Linked DNA regions of Homo sapiens: region 1 is linked to region 2. Evidence: chromatin contacts called from ENCODE Hi-C or POLR2A ChIA-PET data. All regions are on one chromosome and are shown on one strand. The core of a region is the stretch at or near the end of the contact, and the rest is flanking DNA. Distances in the headings are between cores, read along the strand shown. Region 1 has its middle 27 kb from the start of CTAGE1. Region 2 overlaps LOC105372019 (a long non-coding RNA gene).

What was found. Hi-C counts contacts between places; a loop is a spot of excess contacts on that map. ChIA-PET counts read pairs that join two places held with the same protein, here RNA polymerase II (POLR2A). Pooled maps may share reads with other maps.
Region 1: a loop to region 2 is called in a map of natural killer cell, with 7 times the contacts of the local background. The contact joins two enhancer-like sites. A Hi-C loop is called at or near these places in 10 of 168 maps with a recorded cell type or tissue (PC-3, Right ventricle myocardium inferior, breast epithelium and 6 more), 1 of 37 single-sample maps with no recorded cell type and 8 of 50 pooled maps. POLR2A ChIA-PET finds 5 or more read pairs at or near these places in 3 of 52 experiments (K562, PC-3 and T-cell).

The regions. Positions count from the first base shown.
Region 1 is chr18:22,389,172-22,393,650 of GRCh38, forward strand. No RefSeq gene overlaps it. Among named protein-coding and RNA genes, the nearest start is that of CTAGE1, 27 kb to the right of the region's middle. Within about 2 kb of position 2,565, at least 8 of the 41 ENCODE cell types and tissues checked have a DNase peak (open chromatin) inside an H3K27ac peak, as active enhancers do; they include natural killer cell, where a contact is called at or near this core.
Region 2 is chr18:22,344,511-22,348,583 of GRCh38, forward strand. LOC105372019 (a long non-coding RNA gene) reads right to left here. Exons shown (of 2, transcript XR_935282.4): 2 at 3,336-4,073. Among named protein-coding and RNA genes, the nearest start is that of CTAGE1, 71 kb to the right of the region's middle. Within about 2 kb of position 1,286, at least 6 of the 41 ENCODE cell types and tissues checked have a DNase peak (open chromatin) inside an H3K27ac peak, as active enhancers do; they include natural killer cell, where a contact is called at or near this core.

The sequences.
Region 1 (4,479 bases), core at 1,315-3,814, 46 kb after region 2:
TGACAGTGCTACCTTGATTTTACGTGTTAGACCTTGAACCTCAAATCTTAGAAGAGTCTATCTCATAGTCTGCAGAATGGGCCCATCAGATTGGGTAGGTTACCTGCAAGTCAGCTTGCAGCTTTGCAGGGGAGGAAGAGAAAGGGGGCACCTGTGTTAGTTATGCCAAATTGATGCTGGTCATTAATGGGGTGATGGTTGTAGCCAGATCTCCGCCTCTCTCATACAGGGGCAGAGGATAATTGAACATCATGTGGCAGTCACAGTTGTTTGCCTCCTGTGGCCCTGTAGGTAAGTTAGGAATAAATGTCAAGGAGCAATTGACTTTGCCCTGCTTGGGCCTGATTGTTTTCCCATTCTCCATAGGTGAGAAAAAATGGTGTGATTCAGCAAAAGAAACTATCATCAGAATGAACAGGCAACCTACGGAGTGGGAGAAAATGTTTGCAATGTATCCATCTGACAGAGGTCTAATATCCAGAATCTACAAGGAACTTAAACAAATTTACAAGAAAAAACCAAACAACCCCATTAAAAAGTGGGCAAAGGACATGAACAAACACTTCTCAAAAGAAAACATTCATGCTGCCAACAAAGATTAAATAAAGCTCACCATCACTGATCATTAGAGAAATGCAAATCAAAACCACAATGAGATACCATCTGACACCAGTCACAATGGTGATTATTAAAAGGTCATGAAACAACCAATGCTGGCTCGGTTGCAAAGAAATAGGAACCCTTTTACACTGTTGGTGGGAATATAGATTACTTCAACCATTGTGGAAGATGGTGTGGCAATTCCTCAAAGTTTTAGAACCAGAAATACCATTTGAATACCAGCAATTCAATTACTATGTATATACCCAAAGGAATATAATTCTTTCTAATACAAAGATACATGCATGCATATGTTCATTGCAGCACTATTCACAATAGCAAAGACATGGAATCAACCCAAATGCCCATCAATAATAGTCTGGATAAAGAAAATGTGGTACATATACACCATGGAATACTATGCAGCCATAAAAAGGAACCAGGTCATGTCCTCTGCAGGGATGTGGATAGAGCAGGAAGCCATTATCCTCAGCAAACTAATGCAGGAACAGAAAGCCAAACACCGCATGTTCTCACTTATAAGTGGAAGCTGAATAATGGGAACACACGGACACAGGGAGGGGAACAACACACACTGGGGCCTGTTAGGGGGTGGGGTGGAGGGAGGGAGGGCATTAGGATAAATAACTAATGCATGCTTAGCTTAATACCTAGGTGATGGGTTGATAAGTGCTGCAAATCACCATGACGCACGTTTACCTATGTAACAAACCTGCACATTCTGCACATGTACCCCAGAACTTTAAAAATAAAATGGTGTGCTTGCCCAGTGCCCATTGTGTACCAGGCCTCAGATGTTGCCTTGCTTCAGTCTTAGAAATTATACTTACAACATTGTGATGTGGGAATAATGTCGTTCATGTTTCCTTTCCTTTGTTATTTTTACCATTAAAGGAACTGAGGCTCAGCGAGGTAAAGCGACTTGTTCAAGGTGGGATCATGTCACATGGATAGAAAGCGGTCTATAAATGCTTATTGGTAATGAAATTTAAGTTGAAGGGAAAGAAAAGTAAAAGGTGACTTTGTGCTTTTATTCATTTGGTATTTATTCACTGCCTCTCAGGAACAAAGCATTAAGTTTTCATAGCATCATCTTCAGTTCATCATTCCTTGTAAGAGCTGCTTCGGTGTTCGTTGATAATTTTTCTCTTTCTTCTTTCATCCTCATTTCTTTCTGCCCCAGAGATATAACACTATTCTGTTTGGTATATGTCCTTGGGTATACATATGTCCTTGAAAAATGTACATAACATTATTTTACATAGGCATGAGTACATTTGCATATGTATACATATGTGAATTATATACATAGCATTGTTCTATGCACTTCATTCTATTTCTTGCTTTTTACTCAGTGCTTTTAAGTTCTCCATACATTTATTTATATCCATCTAGTTCATTGCTTCTGATTGTTGTATCCTATTCCATAATATCCATCCACATTCTCCCAGTGATGGACAAGTGGGTTACCTCTATCTCTTTACTACATCAATAATGTGTTGGGATCCTTGAATGTGTGAGCATTTCTCAGGGGAAAATATCTGGTCTCTATACTTTCAGTGGCAAATCAAAGCATGCAAGGAGAGCTGGACAGCTGGAGATGGTGTAATATTTATTTTAAATGCAACTAACAGGAACCGGAGGGCATCCCCCATTAAAGGGACTGCTCTACAAAGAGAACCATTAACATGAATGTAAATCACAGTAGCTTCAAGGACAGTTTAATAACAATCTGACTTTTTATTGGGTGAACAGGAGATGTACCAGCTTTCTCCTTACAGAGTCTTCTGGATCTTTTGCAGAGAGAGATTATATCTGAACTGCTATCGAGATGACTGAGGGCAGAGGGCTGCTCTGGGAGTAATGGCCATAAATCCAATTAGTAATTCACTTTCTCTTTTGCTACAGGCTCCATTTCCCCTGAATGTGGAGAAGATATGCATGTTGGTCATACTCTGGAACCCGGCCAATCCCGAGGGCTCTGTGTCATCATGCCACAAAAACATTCATGACACCTTGCATGGGAAAATACTAGAATGATACACATCACCCTAGCAACAGTAGAAACCTCTGCTGAAGGAAGTGGGAAAGGTGGTGGGTTGATGGCCTGGGGACTCGTCATACTTTATTCTGTATACTTGTGTATTGCTTCAAACAAAAATTTGTTCCTATCTTACTTGTGCAATAAGGAAAAGGAAAACCCTTTAGGGACCTCTAGAGAAGTTTAGCATGGTTAGAGCTCATAAAACTCCCTTTTTATGAAGGAGGAAACAAGGCAGCTGGAGCACCAGCAGGTTGTGTGTTCCTGCTCCCATGGCTGGGTGGGGACCAGAGCTTGTCCCTCTTGATTTCTCCACTTCAGTCCTAGGGATGCTGGGTACAAGCACCAGTGTGACCAGTGGCAAAACTGCAAGGGAGCCAATGAGCCCAGAGGCTGAGCCAACGCAGAAATGTCTTGGATTCCAGACCTGTTCTTGAGAACTTGGAAACTTAAGAAAGCAAATGCTTTAATGATTAATCTTTATGATTCCAAAGTAAAGAATGGAGATGGCTTGGATTAAAAACAAAACCTGTACCAGATTAATTTTGATTTTTAAAAAATCACGTAATTGAGACTAGCCTCGGCAATATGGCAAAACTCTGTCTCTACTAAACATACAAAAAAATAGCTGAGAGTGGTGGCATGTGCCTATAGTCCCAGCTACTCGAGAGGCTGAGGAGGGAGGATCACTTGAACCTAGGAAGTTGAGGCTGCAGTGAACCATGATCATGCCACTGCACTCCAGCTTAAGTGACAGAGCAAGACCTTGTCTCAAAAAAAAAATATTGCATAACTGCTTTACATTTATTTTCTCTGAGATTGAAAAGACACATGTTGAGAACAAGGGGGTTCTTTCTCTTCCTATGTCTATACTTACTACAAAGGTGTTTCTTGTGGGTTGATCATTTAAAAAATATTATTATCATAATTGTGGTATAAATGACAAAACCACACTTGCATGAGCTAGTGAAAAAAAAAAAAAGCACAAAGGATTTGGGTTTGAACCCCAGCCCTGGCATTTACTTGTCACCTTGAGCAAATGACCAAACCTCCCCATGCTTTAGTTTTATTGTGTGTAAAGTGGAAATAATATCACCTAATTCACATGATTACTATGAGGATCAACTGAGATACTCTAAGTAGAGGTGTTAGTACAATGGCTGGCACATAGTAAGCACTCAATAATGATGGCCATTATTATTTTAATAAGGACATATTCACTATTATTATTTTCCCTTGGACTACTCCAGGGATCAGTGAGATATTTTTTAGGTATACTAATAACTTGCTTTGAATTTCTCGAAAGCAGAGTCTGAGACAAGGATTTGTGTGCAGAGTGTTTGTTTGGAAGGTGATCCCGGGAAATGCAGTGAGGAAGTGAACCAGGGAAGAGAGAAAAAAGGCAATAAAAATATATCTCTGTGGGCAAACTGGACACAATCCTAAGACCTTCTGAGGGACTGTATAGAGTATATTTCTATTTCAAAGATCATAGGGGAGGCATGACACTTACATAGTGTCTGGTACAACTACGTAAGTGCAATCTCCAATTAGGTTTTTTTTTTTTTGTTTTTTTTTTGAGACAGTCTCACTCTGTTACCCAGGCTGGAGTGCAGTGGTGTGATCCTGGCTCACTGCAACCTCTGCCTCCCCAGTTCAAGCAATTCTCATGCTTCAGCCTCTCAAGTACCTGGGACTACAGGCATGTGCCACCACGCCTGGTTAGTTTTTGTATTTTTAGTAGAGACAGGGTCTTTCTGTGTTGCCCAGCCTAGTCTCAAACCCCTGGGTTCACGTGATCCACCCACCTTAGCCTC
Region 2 (4,073 bases), core at 36-2,535:
TGGGTGACACACAGAAAGATAAAGAAACCAAGACAGGCTGCACATTTAACAAGCACAGAGTCAGGACTGGACCAGGCAGCCTGGCATCAGAAACTTTTCTCTTGAGACTCCTTTGCACTGCCTGTGTTTTCTGTTTCACTCCTACTGAGATATTAATCACCTACCAAAACTCAAAATACCACGGGAAACAGCATTCTGTGGTGGTTAAGAATATGGACTATGGATATAGAATGCCTGAGTTTACATCTCAGCTCCATCACTTAGCAGCTGTGTCACTTTGGGCATGTTACTTAACTTCTCAGTGCTTCATCTGTAACATAAGGATAATAATAATACTTCTTAGGGTTGCTTGAGGATGAGTTAATATATGTAAGGTAACCCGGCACATGTCCGTGTTAACTATTATTATTATTATTTCATCTCACCTATCTGCAGCTGAACTAGCACCAACGAATCTCATTATATGTGAACTGAATTAGGTTAAGCTCTGGGGTCAGATCCTGATCTCTTTATCTAGTGGTTGACAGTGTCACTCACTGTTGACAGGACAGCCTCTAACAGGGGTTATTGTCATCTCACGCAGTAGTGTTTCCTGTGGGTACAGAGAGTGGCTGCATGCATAAACCAAGGGCTTCTCAACTTTCCAACATATTAATAATAAAATGAAAAGACAGAAAATCACACTTATTGACCAATTCCAAAGGAAATTCATTTTACTTTACCAAATTGTTACCAAAATATTTGCTTATTTCAACTCTGGAAAAATACCTTTGGGAGGATGAAAGGGTTGAACTTTTACTTTTTATGCTTCAAATAACTTCTAAACACAAGCCTGTTTGGTGAAAAGGGAAAAAACCTGTGAATGTCTCACTTTGCAAAAGAACAACAGGAAGCTCTGGTTGGCAAGGTTTTACATGCACTTCAGAGAGTTTAAGGTCAAGGTGCAGAAGGGCTAGTGAGGAACTGGAGCTGAGGCTGAGCTTGTGGCTTAAGGGGTGGGTGCTAGATTTCTGCCTGCTTAGGAGGGGCTGTGCCTCTCCCTTCTCCCTTGGCCAGCTGCTCACAGGAACTTCTTTTTCTGGAGCCTTGTAGAAGATTCATCGTGGTCCCAGCACTTACACATCTGAGCCAGCTCAGGCTGGATGGAAAGTTTTGAGGGCCACCTATTCCTAAATATTCAGGAGGAGAAAAGAAAATCCCTTGCAAATGACAGGAAAAAGCCATCCTTTCTCAATACTTAAACATGACATTATGATTCCTGGAAACCACAACAAAAAAACAGAACAACATTCACTCTGTCTCAAAAATTCAAATAGGCACAAGGCAATGACATATGGTAGTTTTTGTTTCTCACAGAACTGAGATCTGCAGTTCTCAAGGACTTTCTGGATGGTGACTACAGCCAGGGGCAATGAGGTCAGCGTGGCTGGGGCTTTCCGGTCACTGGTGGGCAGAGGAGCACAGGGAGCATGTACTGGGGTTGGATCTATAGGCTGGGAGCCAGCAGGCCTGCACTCAAATGCAGTTCTACCACTTTCTACTTGTGGGGTTTGCTGATAAGGCCTCTCTGCCTCAGTTCCTCAGCTGCAAAGTAGGGAGAATAATAGTATTTGGCTCCCAGGGTGGCTGTGAGCGTTAAATGAATGAAGACATAGCAAGGTGTTCAATACCTTGCACGGGTCAGCTATTTAGTTAATGTTATTTATTATTGTTGTGCTCTGATCCTACTTGTGCAATCAGGGGAATGCCATTAACCTCTTTTTGTCCTTGTTTCTCCCTTATAAAATGGAATAAAAATACTTCTTTTGGGGCTGTTGTAAAGTTTAAATGGAATAGTGTACAAATTGGCATTTATTGAGTTGGGTTCAATAAGTGGTAGCCTTCCCAGGAAGGATCGTTTGGGAGTCTTCTACACCTTAGATTCCCCATGAGATCTTTTCAAAGGCAAATCTGATAACACATCTTTTCTTCCTGGAGAAGCCAAGGTTTGATCCTTGCTCAGAGCAGCTTGAAGCAGCAGTGAGTGAGTAAAGCTGGCACCCCTCCAGCTGAGAGAGGAAACCTGAACAAAACCATGGAAGGAAGTATCTAGAAGGCTTTATGCAGTGCTAGGCACACTTCTAAGGATGTGATAACTTAGTTCAACCTCACACACTCTTACAAGCTGGAACTACTATCATTTCCATTTTGCAGGTGATGAAACTGGATTCAAACCCAAGTCATCTGGCCCTGGAGTCTGTGTCCTGGGCATAACACACTGCCCTGGCATAGGAACTTTCCGAGGAGATAGGAGGCTGAGATCATGGTGGGGAAATGAGCAGAAAGGCTGGTGGGAGTGCTGTGAACACCAGGCCAACCTTCAATTTAAAACAATTCCTTCAAGGAAACACAGCTCCAACTATTCCTTGTCAGCAGAGCAGCTGCACACAGTCCCTTGTCCTGTATGTCCTGATAATCGTCCTTTTCCACTTCCTCTCTCCCCTCCCCCTGGCCGACTTATTGATACCGACGTGGACAAATGAGGTCAGAAAACTTCAGTGACCGCACACAGTGTCCTTCTCTATGGGTCACTCGCTCACAAGGTCAGCACAACAAACCCTCCTGCTGCAAGGATTGTCCCTGGGAAGCTGGGGGAGGAGCCTGCGTGCTTCCGCGTCTCCCTTGACTCCTGCCTGTCCGAGGCCAGAATGGGACTGCGCTGATTAGAGAGGGAGCAATTCTGGAGGGCAGGAGTGAGGTGGAGGAGGTGACCCTGAGCTAGGCAGAAGATCACGTAGGAGGCTGTTCACTGAAATGAGCTTTTGCACTTGGAACATTACATAATCAGAGAACACCTTGTTACCTTGTTTTGGTAATAATTAAGAGTTCAAATCAATCACCTTTCCATTCATTATTTTTAAAACGACAGATGTCAGAAATCTAAACCTTGTTTTTACTGTTTTGGGGGATGCGGGGAAGCGAGATTAGCCAGCCTCTGAATCACCCACCCACATGTGGTACATTCCTTGGGGTAATTAGAAGATTGTATGTTCCTCTTTCCAGAGATACTTGAAGAATCATACTGTAAATTTGTGTAACATTTTATAAATTATTTTGCGTACATTTTTAGGAGATGAGAAATCATTTTGTTTCAGATTAAAAACTCTCTCAAAATAAAATCTAAATATCTCTTCCTGGACATAGCTTTTTTCAGACTGCAACTGCAGAATGGGGCTTTTTTCTATCTCTCTTTATTTAAAGATCACATAAATTTTAAGAAAAGAAAGCCACTGGTTTTAGGAGTCTAAGAGCAAAGATTTAGAAAGAAGAAAGAATACGCCTTTGGAAGATCTGCATACTTTGGAAATGAAGAGAGTTTTATTTCTTAGAGACAGGAGGAAGATTTATAGATTTATGTTTCCTCCATAAGACAAATGACCGAAGCGCACGTTGTTGGTTTTTTTCAGCACTAAATCTAATCAATAACCTTTGTTACGAAAGAAACAAATAATCGCTAAAGTTTAGTAAAGGTATAAAATTCACTAGGTTCTAGTGTTCGGGTTATTTGAAACGTGTGTGTGTGTCTCTCTCTCTAGAGCTGTGCTTCAGCTAATTCCTGTTAAATAGTTATGGAGTATTTTTTTCTTTTTGCTACGAGCCTTGCAACATATGAGACAAATCAGACAAGTTTAGAATCACAGAATGTTAGGGCTGGAGAGGACGTGGCGCTAGCCGCGTGCCCAGAGTTTACAGTTGAGACGTTGAGGCCCCCAGAGCTGCTGAGACTTGCCCAGTGTCACCTAGCTGCTGAGGCCCGGGGACCTCGTTGTCGCATCCGACCTGGGGCGTGCGCAGCTCTAATTCTCCGCTCTGAATGCTGGCCCTGGAGTTGCCCCTGCTCTCTCACAGCTCAATACTTGGGGACCAAACTCTCTCTCTTTCTGCTCCCCTCACCCCCACCAAGCGCCGTACCCACCTCCCTCGCTATCAAACAAAAGCTCCAGGCATTGGAAACGTTTCCCCGCCGGGAGCGCCAGGGTCCGGCCGCGCTGCGGGGTCGGTCTGCGCGCGCGGCGGGGTGGTGGGCGCGTCTG